2 separate regions of the Homo sapiens genome follow, and region 1 is linked to region 2. A link is a loop called in an ENCODE intact Hi-C map of the cell type or tissue named here. Cell type or tissue: Caco-2. All regions are shown on one strand. Links, peaks and the distances in the headings refer to the core of each region. The heading gives the core; the rest is flanking DNA. Region 1 has its middle 4.9 kb from the start of ABCA4. Region 2 overlaps ARHGAP29-AS1 (ARHGAP29 antisense RNA 1).

The links. A loop is a pair of places that touch in the nucleus more often than their neighbours do. Peaks named below come from ENCODE experiments on the same cell type or tissue, not always from the same donor. Only the 100,000 strongest peaks of a DNase experiment are listed, where the experiment ranks them.
Region 1: a loop joins it to region 2, with 5 times the contacts of the local background. A loop is called at or near these places in 2 of 110 quality-filtered maps.

Annotation. Positions count from the first base shown.
Region 1 is chr1:94,121,848-94,130,184 of GRCh38, reverse strand. No RefSeq gene overlaps it. Among named protein-coding and RNA genes, the nearest start is that of ABCA4, 4.9 kb to the right of the region's middle. In Caco-2, for the core only: a CTCF peak has its summit at 3,725; DNase peaks (open chromatin) are centred at 3,844 and 4,184.
Region 2 is chr1:94,331,799-94,340,135 of GRCh38, reverse strand. ARHGAP29-AS1 (ARHGAP29 antisense RNA 1) reads right to left here. Exons shown (of 4, transcript XR_002958338.2): 3 at 6,727-6,827; 4 at 5,330-5,624. Among named protein-coding and RNA genes, the nearest start is that of ABCD3, 82 kb to the left of the region's middle. In Caco-2, for the core only: a CTCF peak has its summit at 4,083 (motif pointing right); DNase peaks (open chromatin) are centred at 2,920 and 4,065.

The DNA of each region.
Region 1 (8,337 bases), core at 183-8,182, 210 kb after region 2:
ACAACCTGCCTCTCATTTTTGATAACAACTTGATTTAGCTTTTTTTTTTTTTTTTTTTTTTTGAGACAGTCTCGCTCTGACATCCAGGCTGGAGTGCAGTGGCTCAATCTCAGCTCACTGCAAGCTCCGCCTCTTGGGTTCCCGCCATTCTCCTGCCTCAGCCTCCCAAGTAGCTGGGACTACAGGAGCCTGCCACCACGCCCGGCTAATTTTTTTTGTATTTTTAGTAGAGACGGGGTTTCACCATGTTAGCCAGGATGGTCTCGATCTCCTGACCTCATGATCTGCCCGCCTCGGCCTCCCAAAGTGCTGGGATTACAGGCATGAGCCACCGCTCCCGGCCCGATTTAGCTTTATTCTGCTAAAGCAGAGCCCATCGCTCTGGGGTATATGGACTCCACCCTACCCCCGTGCCTCCCTGGACTCCACGAAGACTTCCCAAAGGTGCCTGGCCAGGTAGTTTATATGAATACATTCCCCGATCTTTAGTTTCCATATGTGTAGTCACCCCAAACTGATCTGCCTTCAGCAGAGCTTGGGGTGCCAGCAGAAGCCCCAAAGCAGCTGAAGATTGAGAAGAAAGTTGGTTCCACTGCAGGACACAAACTCGACCTTGCTTTTCCTGGGGCCAAGAGACCTCTGAACGGATTTAGCTGTCCTAGGCCAGAAGAAACCGTACCTGGGAAAACAATTTCCAGAAAGCATTGTTATTGGTGCTAATTATTGGGTTAAACTGTCAAGCTGAACTGAATAACAATACTCTTTATCTGTCGTTTGCCAATTAATAAAATGGATATAATGGTGAGTGTATGTGTCTGGGTGAGAAGGGAGGGGGAGTTGTCTGTGAATAATTTGTCCCCCTAAGATTTCTACACACTGTCTATAAGTTTTTTTTCCATTTTAGATGACTGACTAAACTGCACTTTGCTTTAGAAATGATCAAAGGAGAGCAAAGTTAAGATGAGGCAATGAATCTGCACATAAGATTTCTCATTATCTGACTTAATCTCCTTATTGACCTCCTATGCAAATTTAAGTTAGAAGTCATGAGGATGAGCTCCCTCAACTCTCAGCCTCCACTCCCTCAGTGAATCGTACTTACTTCCTGGCCTCCTTTCCTGCAGTGTCTGTGGAATGCAAGGAGCCCCTTCCCCTGCCCAGGGCTAATCCCACCTCCTCCACTTCCTCGGGAACCCCATCAACCATCCCCCAGTAACTTTAGCATCTCTCTCTCAACCAGCTGTCTCCCACACATTAACGTGGTTCAATCTCTCCTGTCTTCAGGGAAAAGACCTCCTGGACCCAGTGTTCTCGTTCCCTGCAGCTGCTGTGGCCACTGGAAAGAGTAGCTCCCATCTCCAGGGTCTTGCTCTTCAACCCTCTGCTGTCTTGTTTCTGCCTCCCATTAAAACTGTTCTTTCAGAGGTCAGTTGTCAAATCCAATGGGCAGCTTTCAGTCTTTATCCTTCTAGGCCTTTCTTGAGCCATTTAGTACTGCAGACTGATCCTTCCTCCTGAAACATCCTCTTTCTGTGGCTCCCAGGGCACCCCTCTTTCCAGACTTTTCTCCATCATCTCTAGCTCATCCTGCTCAGCCTCCCTCACTGGGTTCTCTTCCTTCACCTGTTTAAAAATAAATAAATAAATAACAGACTATGATTGAAGTATACATACAGAGAAGTGCACAAATCGTAAGTTCACAGGTTGATCATTTTCACAGACAGAACACTCCACGTAACTAGCACTGAGATCAAAAGATGATGTGTTTCCAGCACGCTTAGAAATGGTCTTGTGCCCCTTCCAGCCACCAGATCCCCCGAAGAGTAACTACCATCTTGACTTCAAGCATTAGAGATGAGTTTTTTCTGTGCTTGAACTTTGTAAATGTAGGCTATGAATGCTCTGCCAGGCTTCTTTTGCTCAGCATTATGTATGGGAAAATTGTATTTTTGTAGATGTGGTTTATTCATGCTCACTGCAGTGAGAGATTTGGCTGAGAGAATATACCATAATTCATTTATCCATTCTTCTGTGACAGATATTTCCAAGTTTTGCTGTTAGAAGGGATGTTGTGATGAACACTTGTGTACCTGCCTTTTAAATAATCAGTTCCCTAGATTTCCATCTTAGACCTTTCCCCCTACATAGTCCCCTGGAATATTTGGAATATTTGGAGGAACTCTGGAATATTTGGAGGAGGTGATGGACAAAGATTGTTTAGACATAAAAGCAGTAACTCTCTTCTCATTCCCAAGAAAAACTCATGAAAATGTTCAAGTGAGTATTGTTTTTGCAAATAGTACTATTTTCATAAGCTAAACTTCAATATCTACATGTCAATCCAATAGTAACAACAACCTGAGGTCCAAAATTATTACAGGCAAAGTGAAATTAGTACCAGCTGGAGTGCAAGATTTTTATAGGGGAAATTCAATTAGTAAAATAAAATTTATTTCTCAGCTGATGGGCCCAATGATTCCACAATACCACTGAGTCCTTTAGTTCTATTAGTTTGGTCATTAATTTCTGCTCCACAATAATTAGAGATGAGGGGACCTCTTTTGCTGTGTAAATTTTCCTAGCAATGAAAGGTAGAAAATTGGGCATGCCATTCTTGCTACAATGACCAGCCAAATCAAAGCAATATGCAATAGCTCCAAGCCACATGGCTTACTAATAAGACCATGTCAAGTATGAGAACAGTCAAGATTGATTAATAAGTAAAATTGAGCTATAGGCATTTTAGGTAAAAGTAAAGTTCTGGAATTACATTTGCATCAAGTTTGTAAAGTTTTTTTAAGTGTTTTGTTATTCAATAATTCAGAAATTATTTTCATTTTGGTATAATTATCAGAAAAAAAGTATGAATTTAAATTTACTGATATAGTTAGTAAGCTACAGTTAGATATTAATCTTATTCTGTCTTGAGGAGGTAGGGGGAAATGCCTTACCCCAAATCTTACAATTTTAAGTTTTTTCTCCTCCAAAGATATTTTAAAATATGGGAATTTTGGAGATATTTTTTCTGGAAAAATTCCTCTTCTCTGTGCCAAATGGTTTTGAAATATCCATCACTTCTCTCTGATGGTAAACTATGTGATATTGCTTCTATTTTTTAAAACAAAGGAAAAATATTTTTACAGTTCCACTTTGAGGCGCTTTAGAAAGAATTCTGGTAATGCTGAGTGAACAATAAATAAATTTTAAACAAAAGTCGATTCAGAATTGGAAACAAATATTTCACTTGATTCATTGGCCATGAAAGGATTTGGAGAATCAGATGATATCATTTTAATGTTTTTGTAACCTATGAAAGCACTTCCGTTCCAGCTAGTAATGTGCAATGGTTGATGTATTTTGAACTTGCCACACATCTTCCTACTTGGCTTGACACTGCTTAGCAAGTTTTGAAAACTTGTAAGCCTTTTCTTAAGAGATGCAGGAATTGCTGATATTGGGTATTTTGGATTTCTTTTACTTTCTTGAAGATACTCATGACAGTACCTCTCTTCTTTAAATTCTGCTGCAACTCCATTGGATTATGTTAGTATTTATAATACTTATATTATTATTGCAATCATGGACCTACCCAGGAATTTTATTCATATACTATGGAAGCCAAATTTGAACTAATTTAGGCAAAAGGAGGTTTTATTGAAAGGATTGGAGTGTCTTACTGCTAATCTGCCTGAAGAGGAGGGAACAGCTGTCTCCCAGGGACAGCTGGAACCAGGGACTCAGCTACAACTGGGACCTATGCTCTCTACCTCGGCCTCTCTGTGCATTCCCTTCATTCTCTGTTACTGCAGATCAGATTTCTCCTAGTGGTGGGGAACACAGCCTCAGGTCCTCTGCTAGCCTATATGGCATTTTTATGCAAATTAGAAAAGGTGCTCCTCTGGGTGGATGCAGCCTCGTGGTTGTATAGTTTGGTGAGCAGAAGACGCCTTTGTGAAAGGAAAAAGGTACCTCCTTTGATAGGATGCAGCCCTATACCAGGGTCCCGGGCTTGTTTAGCAAAAACAAGTGAAATCCAGTCCCCAGTCTTTGCTTAGGCCCCTACGTACACAAACTGAACCTAGTGACCCAGCATGGCCTCTAATTTCTCAACACTTCTGTACTTCTGTAATGATTAACCCATGCTTCTCACAGATCCATGCCCCAAATTTCTGTGAATAGGCCCTGACTGGCCCAGCTAAGATCATGTGACTGCACATGACCAGTCCACTTTGGCATTAACAAGCCTACTGCAGACTCTTCCCTTGGTGTTGGAGTCACTCCTAGAAAAGAGCAAATCTTTGTGAGCCAGGCAGTCAACCTGCTGGCAGCTTCCACTCAGCCTTGGAGTTTTTTCTATGTGTAACTTTCATAAACTGAGCCTTATTTATTTATTTTTTGCACTATCATCTCATGAAATATTATTGCGTAAGCTGAGGAAACATGTTATTCATGATGACTGGAGTTTCAAGTTTTAATTGTACAATGATTTAGTTTTGAGTTTGGTAGAAATAAAATCAAATTTAAAAATCAGATATTTTTCATCTTACATTATGATGTCCCAAAACTGCCTTTATGCTTGTGACATAGATTCATAATGTCTTCTCATTCCACCTGTAATCACTGTTTGAAATAAACATATGTCTAATGATATATTTGGGGACATTCTATTTTCTTCAGCTTGTTGCAAGTGAATTGATGGTGATCTTTTGGTATTGGTTTCATTATCAAATTTATCTCCACTCCAAAATTACAGTAATTTCAAAGTAATTTAGTCTATATATTTTTCCATAGCTTTTCTTCCAAATAGAAACTGTAAAAAGTTATAAATTACTTCTCTCCACTACTGAATTTTTGTTTGCAGAATAACTGATGTAAGTAGCAGAATGCCTCTTCCTAGTTCAACCCTCAGGAATAGAAGTGAGAAGATCTTTAAAACTTCACCATTTTCCTTGACTTGTTTATAATTCTGAATGTAAATGTGAATTGATATGGTCTATCGCTTAACACCACAACTCTTAATCTATGTGCAGGGTCGTAGCTCAAAACTACTGCCAGGACCACATCAATTTCATATTCACCCTGATCAATGTGTATTAATGGTGATAACTATGAGAATGAAATGTACAGTTATCAGTATCATTTTTGACTCACTAGGTATATCCTCAGAAATATATGAAAAAACTAAACACAGCTTTTAGTTTGACATAATTTTTAAACAACTGGAGTTACCTTGGGAGAAAAATCCTACCAAATATCTATAATATTGAAAGAGTAAAAAAGAGTTAAATGTCCTTAACATCATTAATCATTAGGGACATGCAAATCAAAACCACAGTGAAATACCATCTCACACCCTTTAGGATGGTGGTGATAAGAAGAAAAACAGAGCATAACAAGTGTTGGCCAGGATGTGGAAAAGCTGGAACCATTGTGCACTGCTGATTGGAAAGTACAATGGTGCAGCTGCTAAGGGAAATAGTATGGTAGTTCTTCAAAAAATAAACAGTTATACCATTTGATTCAGCAGTTTCACTCCTAGGTATATACCCCAAAGAATTGAAAGCAGAATCTCAAATATTTGTACACCTATGTTCATAGCAGCATTACTCACAATAGCCAAAAGGTGGAAACAACCCGAATGACCCTGGATGGACGAATGGATAAACAAAATGAGGTCTATACTGACAATAGGATATTAATTGACCTTAAAAAGGAAAGAAATTCTGGCCGGGCACGGTGGCTCACACCTGTAATACCAGCACTTTGGGAGGCCAAGGCAGGCAGATCACCTGAGGTTGGGAGTTTGAGACCAGCCTGACCAACATGGAGAAACCTCATATCTACTTAAAATACAAAAAAAAAAATTAGCCAAGCATGGTGGCGCCTGCCTGTAATCCCAGGTACTCAGTAGGCTGAGGCAGGAGAATCGCTTGAACAGGAAGCAGAGGTTGCAATGAGCTGAGATTGCACCATCACACTCCAGCCTGGGCAACAAGAGTGAAACTGCATCTCAAAAAAAAAAAAAACAAAAAAAACAAAAAAAGAAATTCTGACACATCTGCTATGGTCTAAATTATGTGTTCCTCTAAAATTCATAAATTGAAATCCTAACCCCCAAGGTGATGGTATTAGGAGGTGAGGCTTTGTGGAGGTGATTAGGTCATGAGGGTACAACCCTCGTGAATGGGACTAGTGCCCTCATAAAAAGAAGCCCAAGAGAGACCCCTTTTCCCTTCCACTGGATGAGGTCACACCAAGAAGTTACCATCTACATGTCAGGAAATAGGCCCTCACCAGACACCAAATCTATTGGCACCTTGATCTTGGACTTCCCAGCCTGCAAAGCTGTGAGAAATAAGTTCCTGTTGTTTATAAACCACCCAGTTTATGGTATTTTGTTATAGCAGCTCAAACAGATTAAGATGGCTTGCTACAACATAGATGAACTTTAAAGATTATGCTTTTCTATGATTCCACTTAGATGGGGTACCAAGAGTAGTCAAGTTCATTGAGACAGAAAATAGAGTGGTTGGCAGGGGCTAGGGGGAGGGAACTCTGGGGAGTTAGTGTTTAATGGATACAGAGTTTCAGTTTTGCAAAATGAAAAAGTTCTGAAGATGGATGGTGCTGATGGCTGCACAATATGAATGTATCAACACTACTCAACTGTACACTTAAAATAAGGTTCAAATGATACATTTTATTTCATGTGTGTGTCAATCTCAACAAACAGATTTGTTCAGGCAAGGAAACTGGTTAGATGCGAATAATACTATTAGAGCATCATCAATTGAATATTAACAAAGTGCTCATAGTTTAACTTTCTAGCTCAAGGAAGAATGGACCATTTTGAAACTATGACAGAACATTACTTATATAGCTGATGTCTTTGGGAATTGGAAGGAGGCATATTCCTTCACCAGCTGTGGCTCCCCTTCAGCAACCTCATATACTCTCCAAGCTTCTCTTTCCTGGGTCACCTGTTTAATCACTCCCGGGACTTAATCTTCCACCTATATGTTGACCACTCACAAATCTATGTCTCCATCTCACAAGCTTATTCTTGACTCCAGACCCAAGTATTCAACTGCCTGCTGAATACGTGTGGTCAGATGTCATAGAACTTCAGCTTCAGTATATCAAATGCAAACCCCTGTTCCCCCCAACTGCCTCCTACTCCCCACTGGCCTTCCTCTGGCATTCCCTCCTCAGTTATGAGCACCACCGTCTCACTAGCCAGCCAGTCAAGCCCCAAACTCCATCTAGCTGACTTCTGCCTCTTCCTCACCACCCTCTTCCAGTAACTCATCAGGCACTGCTGTGTCTCATTCCTTCCTATCCCTCCAGTCCCTCCCCTTCTCTCCATCATGGCTGTCACTGCATGGTTCAGGCTCTCTGGCTCCCCCCAAACCACCCCCACATTGCTGCCGAGGTGAACTGACTACTCTTGGCAGCCACTGGATTAAAATCTTTCATCATCTTCAGCATGATAAAACCCATATCCTTTAGCATGTAACAAGGTCTTAATGATTCTGCCAGAGCTTGCTTGGGGGTAGCCTGCACTTGTGGGCCACTCCAGTCACTTCACAGGTGCTCAGTAAATCTCAGTTGAATCAGTCATCATCATCATCATCATCATCATCATCATCATCATCATCAATTTTTCAGTCTGGTTCCTGTCTCCTTTTCCAGCATCCTCCATTCATAGCCTCATAGCCTTCACTCCAGCCATGTTTCACTTGTGGTTTTCCTGGGCAAGATAAGCTATTCCTCCCTGTCTTTGCAGAGTTTAAATGACTCACTTGTTCAAGTACCCACCGTTGCCATGTGGGACCGTGAGCAAAGTACTTAATCTCACTAAGCTTCACGTTCCTCATCTGTAAAACAGCAAATATGGACCTCACAAAATTGTAGTGAGGCTAAAATGAAATAACATATGCAAAAGCAGTTTATAAATAATAAACTTACTATAAAATATTATTTTGTAATTCTGCAAGCTTGTCTTAAATGCCATCACCTCCAAGGAGCCTTTTTGCCATCATAAGCAGAAACTATCTCTCTCTTCTTGGAAGCTCCACCATGCACAGCCTATGGGCCCTCATCACACTCCTTGAGTTATTCGAGTTCAAGTCCCGTGTTTACAACCAGACCGCAAACTCTATGAAGTCAGCATCCATTCCTCTCTGTGGTTCTCCCTCCGCCCCATCCAGGTCTCAAGGGTCTAGAGTCTTTCAAAGAGAACACATTCTGAGATTTGAGGAGGCAGAGACAAAAAGTTCCACTGCGAAGTGCCAGGGAGGCTTCTGTTTGGGGTGTCCCTTGGGATCACAGATCCCC
Region 2 (8,337 bases), core at 159-8,158:
ACCATGAGGGTGCTATTCTATGAGGGCTGACGAGGAGACTTCTCAGGAAAGGTGACATTCAAGAAGTGATTTGGAGAAAATAGAGAACCATGCAGTTAAGAAGGGGAAGAATGGGGACTGGGGGACTAGGTAAGCACAGGGAGCCTGAGATGGGAGTGTCCTTGCAGTATCTGAGGAACAACAAGGCGTGGGGTGAAGGGAGGGTGAGAAAGGGGTGAGGGCTGGGCATTTGGGGCCGGGCGGGCCATGGCAAGAATGGGGAGAATGAGAGCAAGGGAGGAAATCAACCTGGACTTCCGCGGACAGGGGCCTGGCTTTTCAGTGGCAGTGACATAGCCACCAAGTGTAGCCACAGCCACCCCCACCCCACTGCTTCCTTGCCACAGAGCTTACATCCCATGCAAGGCTGAAAATACCACATAGTTGCCCTGCAGCTGGGCATAAGGAAGTGATTTGCAATCCATGTCACATAGCTTCTGTTCAGGCAGTTTGCAAAGAGGAGAGATGGTGTCCAAGAGCAGTCAGGAGGCCCTTGCCAGATTCTAGGACAGATGCCGGTTGTGTCTGACTAGTGATAATGGCCATAGGACAATAGATGAGGGTGGGCTGAGACACAGAGGACAGAGATGAAGCAGAAAGGGAGAATGAAGCAGATGAGAGAGGGGTGAATGGAGGAGGGGCAGAGCCTGGAGCAAAAGCCATGCTGTGGTTACAGAAAATGAGTTTCCTGATGTGGTGGCCCTGCCTGTCATAGCAAGAGGGAAAGAGCTCCGCCTTTGGGGAACACCAGAAGGCAAGAATGGAAAGGAACCAGACCCATTCACAGCTCTGGTCATTGCATATGTTATTCGTTCTGCCGAGGGTACCCTTTGCCTGGCAAATGCCTGTTTTTCTCTGTTCTCCTCTTCTGTACCAGACTGCAGGTGGGCTCCTTAGGGACCAGCTTAATGCTTTTTGTATCCCTGGCTCTTAATATAAATATATATAAATATTAATTTATATTAAGTTCTTATAATATAAATAGGTGATTATCAAATGAGTGCTGAATGAAATATTGATAATGAAAAACAGGAACAGGTAAAAAATGGTAATGAAAAGGGGTGAAATTGTGAAATATTTAAATTAGGGTATTGAGACATTCATAGATATTGGTGGAAGAGGTGAGGCTGTACTTGAAAACTCTTAGAAGATTCTGTATGTGGAAGGAGGATATTTAAATCTTTGAGCTAATACCAAATATGAGGAGGAATTGTAACTATTAACCAAGAAGAGCCCATGAAGAAGGGTTCAGAGAAAACTAAGTGAGATAATAAATTAAGTTCAAATTCTGAGCCCACAGATAACCTGAAGGTCAAGAAATCATGAGAGTAAGTCTTTCAAATTTTCTGAAAACATAGCACATTTTATGATGCGATCACACAATGCAATCATGAAAATCTTACACACTCAAGATCGTTTTTTCCAGAGGAATCAACATAAGGGCTGCATACTTAGCCTGCATGACATATAACATGGTAGTTTCATGGTACTTTTCTGGGAAATGACCTTTCAGCCAAGCCAATGGCAATGTTTCATGTTTCCAATTCCTTCTCTGCCTTAGGGCAACTTGGAGATATTAACATTATACCGGCTATAATGCTACTTTAATTTTTACCTTTTCTCAACTCTCTCATAGTATGTTCCATCTCAACCTAGGAGAATTTGGGGCCTCTCCTTTGCCCCATCCCCAGCCATCTGGCAATGTCTGGAGACATTTTTGTTTGTGATGACTGGAGGGGTGCTACCGGCACTGACTGGATAGACACCAGGGATGCTGCTGAACACCCTGCAATGCACAGGACCGCTCCCCACACCACAGAATTCTGAAGGCCAAAATGTCAATAGTGCCAAGGTTGAGAAAGCCTGCAAGTTTCTCCTAAATGTACAGCACAGATATGGCAACTGCCTGGCTGGCCAGCTTTAAGATTTTGTGGTTTTAACAAATGTAAAAAAATGGGAAGGATTTCCTTTTCTTTTCTTTCTTTCTTTTTTCTTTCTGAGATGGAGTCTCACTCTGTCACAAGGCTGGAGTGCAGTGGTGTGATCTTGGCTCACTGCAACCTCCACCTCCTGGGTTCAAGCAATTCTCTTGCCTCAGCCTCCCAAGTAGCTAGGACTACAGGTGCGTGCCACCATGCCCGGCTAATTTTTGTGTTTTTAGTAGAAACGGGGTTTCACCATGTTGGCCAGGATGGTCTCGATCTCTTGACCTTGTGATCCACCCACCTTGGCCTCCTAAAGTGCTAGGATTACAGGTGTGAGCCAACGCGCCCGGCCAAAAATGGGAAGGATATTCTTTGTTTCCATTTTAGAGGTTAAAATGAGATTTTATCAATATCTCTTATATTGCACTTCAAATTGTATCACACCTAAAGTCCACTTCCAATGCGAGGTTTTTCAGGTGCTTTTTTCAGGACTCACACCACCGTTTACCAAGTGCTTAGATGACATTGCTAAAGGGCTAGGAGAACAATGAAGGTTAAAAGCAGGTGGCAATAGACACTAAAATCCTGCCCAAAGTCACAGTCGTGGGTAGTGTGAAGTAGGGGTGTGTTGGGGCTCAGAAATCAATGCCTCAAAATGAAGGCCTTGGAAGCACCCTTAGAAGCAAAACCGTTTCTCTGCCCTTCCGCCCTATCAGTGCCATACTTGCCCTAGGCTAGTCATAGAAACTAGAATCCCTCTGCCCCCAAGGCAGGTCATAGAAACCAGAATCTTTTCTCCCCAAAGCTAGTCATAAAACTGAAAAATACTACTTTAATTTTCCCTCCACTTTTCTGCATAAAAACAGGCTATAAAGAAATTATCTGACCCACCTTGTTTGACTATGAGTCGTATAACCGCCCCCCCCATTCCAGACAGGGTCCTGCCCCATACCCAGAAGGAAGGAATGGTGCTCAGGAGGCCAAGAAGAATCCAGACAGACAGGCTTTGCTGGGCGTCCCCATTCAGTCTATTAGCATTGGATCATACTCTTTTCATCCAGTCATATTTCTACATGGCTGTCCATACTGTGGTGTACCTAAGCATAAAAATGGACAATTTCTCTTTTATCTTTGAGTCTTCATTCTGAAGGCGCCCATATATACATGTTAAATAGATGTGTATGCCTTTTTTCCAATTAACCTGCTTTTTGCTAGTTGATTTCTTCAGAGAACCTTCAGAGAAACAAGGGGAAAGCTCTCCCTCGGCCCCTGCAGTGGCTGGCCTTCAGTCCCAGCTTCACCCGCCAGCTCTGTCACTGACCAGTCACTGGCCCTTGGCAGTTCCCTCTCTGTGCTTCAGTTTTCTCTTTGGGAAATGAGGATTATGGTAAAGGGCTTACCTCTTTGTGGTGCGAATGCACATGTGACAAAATTAGAGCAGCACCTAGTGTGTAGAAAGCTTAGTTACCAAGATGGCGGGCACTTCCATTTACGAACCAAAGTGCTGCTGCTGTGAGGAAATAGCATAAGTATAGTTTATGTTTTCTTTGGCTGGCCAGCTTTAACTTTTTGTGGGTTTTTTTTTTTTTTTTTTCTGAGACAGAGTCTCACCCTGTTGCCCAGGCTGGAGTGTAGTGGCGCCACAATCTCAGCTCACAGCAACCTCCACCTCCCGGGTTCAGGCGATTTTCCTGCCTCAGCCTCCTAAGTAAGAGCGTGCCACCACGCCCGGCTAATTTTTGGTATCTTTAGTAGAGACGGTTTCACCGTGTTGGCCAGGCTGGTCTCGAACCCCTGACCTCGTGATCCACCCTCCTCAGCCTCCTACCTTGATTTCCATTTTTGAGGTTACAATGAGACTTTATTGTTATTTCTCATATTACTTTATATTTGTAAATTAATAAAGCAAATTACATATATTTGCTTTGTAATTTGCTTTATTAACTTACAAGCAAAATTAATAGAAGTGATTTTTATTAATAGCCGTGATTTTTCAAAGAATCACTAATAGCTATGATAGCAGGAAGAGCAATTCCTGGAACCACAGGCGTTATCCTGTATCTGTTGTTTCTCCCAGTTTTGTAACACATCACAAGAGGGCGCGAGAAGACGCCTTTTTGAACACAAGCAAGCCTCAGGCTGAAAATTTTGTTCTTTAAGCGGTACCAAAATAGTCACAAGATGGTGCTAACAGATTCCTTTTGAAAACCTAAATGGGCAGTCTCGATTTGGTTATTGGAATTATATAAAAGCTAATACTGCAGTTATCACTTTAATTAGAACAATACAATTCACGAGGTCAAGGGCAAACTTTTCAGTTCAAACGTAGACCAAATAGTCTCTGTTCTAGATCTAATCATAGCAAAGGTTTTGGAGTGAAAGTTTCTGTCTCTATTAATCAAAGTTTTAACAAAAAATATATTTTAAAAAATCATACTTAACAGGTGTTGAGTTAGCAGCCCTATTTCACAGAAAGGATGGAGTTCTTGAGGTCTGCTCTAAAGATCCCCTGCCTTGAGGAATGACTGTGAGGGGGAGCTACCTTGGGGAGTTCTGGTTTCTTTTCATTACAAGTTTACTCCTCGGCAAATTAGAGACTTGCTGAAAGAAAAGTAACAGGTCATCTCTGGAGTCCTGGATTTTATTCAAAGAAGAGCATGAAACATGATTTTAGACAACAAAAATAAAAGCAAGATTTTTTTGTCGTGTCTTTCCTTCTGAGCCTGAACTTACCTTCCCGTGGGGCGGGATGGCCCCCAGCAAGTGGAGAAGAATGAGGCTGAGGGACACATTCAAAGCAGAATGCATGCATAGCTTTTAAGAATATGATACAACAGCCTCAAGAACAGGAACTTGGGGTCATTCAGATGTCCTAACAGGAGGAATCAAATAGTGGCAGCTCCTTCAAATCGGTCGGTTCCTCTACTATTTCACTTTCTCCTTTTTGTATTTATGTAAAGAACAGGCTTGAGAATTATCATGCAATACTGAAGTAAGGAAAAGCTCTGAAGTCAGGAATGAAGGAATCCCACTTTTGTTACGTCAAAATTGCCAGAAGCCTAGACTAGAAGCAGGAGGGGGAGGAGAAAAGAAGCTAAGAGGGAGAAGGAGGTGATCAGGATTGAAAAACCACTCTAACCAGCAAGGTCTTAGCACCCTCTCACTCAGAACTCATATAATTCTCAAAATAACTCTACCAGTTTGGTGCTTTTACCTACACTTGACAGATATGGAAACTGAGAATGTGAGAAGGTAAGTCACTTTTTCAAGGTCACGCAACTAGTAAGGGGTGGAACCAGGAGTCAACCCAGATAGCTAAGAAATGCCAAGTATGTGGAATTTTAATAAAAGCTGACAAGGAATCATCCAGAACCTTTCATATTTACTCTGTGGCAGTTGTTGTCAGAGGAACATACAGAAAACAGGTAATTTGCTCTTCATTGCTGTGACTGAGGGGCAATGACCACGGAGGATACAGATAGGACTATAGTCTCTTCCCAGGGAAGGGAGTCTGGCTCTTCTCTGGAGGGCCCGGGATGCTGGGTGGTTTCCAGTGTAGGATGGAAGAAGCTACTTCCATGTTCCAGGCTGCGGCCTACCCAGCAGAAACTGCCTGGCTCCTTCCAAGGTGGTAGTTTCCCTCTGCTGTTTATTGATGTGCTATAAAAAGAAAAGTGCTTGTAAGCAACGCAAGTGCATGAACAACTTAATTAAAATAATTAAAGTAATAGCTTGTGAAAAAAAGTAGTAAAACTAATTATTATAAAGTAGCTGTGTGGGAGGATGAAAATTGCTGACATTCTTTAGGTCTAAGCTGCTCTGTTTGGCACAGAAAACACAGACAGTTTAACTATATCCTCAGAAGGGATCTGAGGTTCCCCTCTCCCAACTTAGATTTTAACTCTCCTGTTTCTCAGTTTTTAATTTCCTCCTTGGCAACAACCACACACGAATGACCCTCCAGTTCTCACTCCGAGTTGTCCCTTCTAGTCAAGCATCTGACTTTTTTTTTTTTTTTAGAGGGAGTCTTGCTCTGTCGCCCAGGCTGGAGTGCAGTGGGATGATCTCATCACTGCAACCTCCGCCTCCCGGGTTCAAGCAATTCTCCTGTCTCAGCCTCCCAAGTAGCTGGGATTAAAGGTGCACCCCACCATGCCCAGCTAATTTTTGTATTTTTAGTAGAGACGAGGTTTCACCATATTGGTCAGGCTGGTCTCGAACTCCTGACCTCAGGTGATCCGCCTGCCTTGGCCTCCCAAAGTCCTGGAATTACAGGCGTGAGGCACCGCGCCCAGCTGCATCTGACTTTTTTTTTTTTTTTAACTCAAAGAAGTATAAAAGTTTAGAATCTGAGAAGCTCAGTGCTGAAGGAACCTGCAAACCTGCTGGTAAAATTATCTGTAGGATGCGTGGCTCCCTTTGCAAACGTTCCCAGAGTGTTGCCACTTGATGGTTATCCAGCCTTTGCTGGAGCCCTTTCAGTGAGGACAAAATGACAGCTGTGGTAGCTCTGGCTGCTGTCGAGCGCCTTTTTGTTTTAAGTTACACTCAGTCCTTTTAGTGCCCCAGTATTCCTCATTCTCTGCTTCGAGGCCGTAGTGAATAAGGAAACTGCCCCTTCCAAATATTTGAAGGAAGAGCGATGTCAGCTCATGCCTTCCCAGTGTCTAATTCAATTGCCAAACCAGCCAGGTGTTCCACGCACAGGAGTGGAGCTCCAGCTGAGAGGTCCCACAGTTTACCTAGGCTCAGCCATGTTTACCTGAGATGGGCAGATGCAGCCCGGCTGAGAGCAGGGTCAGAGTCAGCTGAGAGGAGCCACAGTCGGAGCTGAGGGAAAATCGGTGAACATCAAGCCCAGACCTAGAATAGGGAACAGAAGAAGGACATCAAACTTGCTAGCTCAGAGCATCAAAAGTAGAGGAGAAACAGAAAGAAGGGTCCAGAAAGGCAGTTCAGAACTAAGACCATGAATGGTCAATTTGTACAGGAGCTCCCCTCTCCAGGGTGAGTCACGCACATCTCATGGCCATGCAGGGCAATCCCCTCTGTCAAACAGACGCCTGGTAGCTCTTCAAGTATTCATTGTGTGACAGGCTTTTGCTACTCCCTTTATTAGCCATTCTATAATCTTTCAGATCATCTCATAGAATAACTGGTCATTAGTAGGTGGAACCCAGCTGACACTTTTGGATGATGAGTGAGAGGTGCTTAAAAATGTATATCAGAACACAGAGCAGACTTTCTTTGCTCAGGAAAAATCACTTTAGTGGACTCTCTTAATTATGTAAACATAATTTGATATAGGATGGGAGTTACATCCAATTACAACACTGCACAGCCAATAACTTAAAACCAAATATGGGACATCCCTGTGTTTAAAACTCACCTGGTCACTCTTAACCCCTTATATGTAGAGTTCCCTGACAACATTTCCACTTCATTTCACTGCCCTGAGCTCCTCTTTCTCACTTCCCTTCTGGCTTTCAGCCTTCAATTCTTTTTTTTTTTTTTTTTACTTTTATTTTAGGTTAAGGGGTACAAGTGCAGGTTTGTTATATAGGGAAACTTATGACATGGGGGTTTGTTGTACAGATTATTTTGTCACCCAGGTACTAAGCCTAGTACCCAATAATAATTTTTTTTTTTTTTTTGAGACGGAGTCTCCCTCTGTCGCCAGGCTGAAGTGCAGTGACATGATCTTGGCTCACTGCAACTTCTGCCTCCCAGGTTTAAGCGATTCTCCTGCCTCAGCCTCCTGAGTAGCTGGGACTACAGGCATGCACCACCACGCCCAGCTAATTTTTGTATTTTTAGTAAAGACAGGGTTTCACCATGTTGGCCAGGATGGTCTCAATCTCTTGACCTTGTGATCTGCCCGCCTCGGCCTCCCAAAGTGCTGAGATTACAGGCGTTAGCCACTGCAGCCGGCCTTAATAATTTTTTTTATCTTCTCCCTCCTCCCACCATCCACCCTCAGGCAGGCCCAGTGTCTGCTGTTCCCTTCTTTGTGTCCGAGTTCTCATCATTTAGCTCCTACTTATAAGTGACAACATGTAGGATTGGTTTTCTGTTCCTGCATTAGTTTGCTGAGGATGATGGTTTCCAGCTCCATGTTTCTGCAGAGGACATAATCTCATTCTTTTTTATTCAGACTTCAATTCTTTTTTCTTTTTTTATTTTTAGAGACAAGGTCTCCCTCTGTCACCCAGGCTAGAGTACAGTAGCATGATCTTTGCTCACTGCAACCTCTTCCTCCTGGGTTCAAGCGATTCTCATGCCTCAGACTCCAGAGTAACTGGGATTATAGGCATGCGCCAACATATATGGCTAACTTTTGTATTTTTAGTGGAAATGGGGTTTCACCATGTTG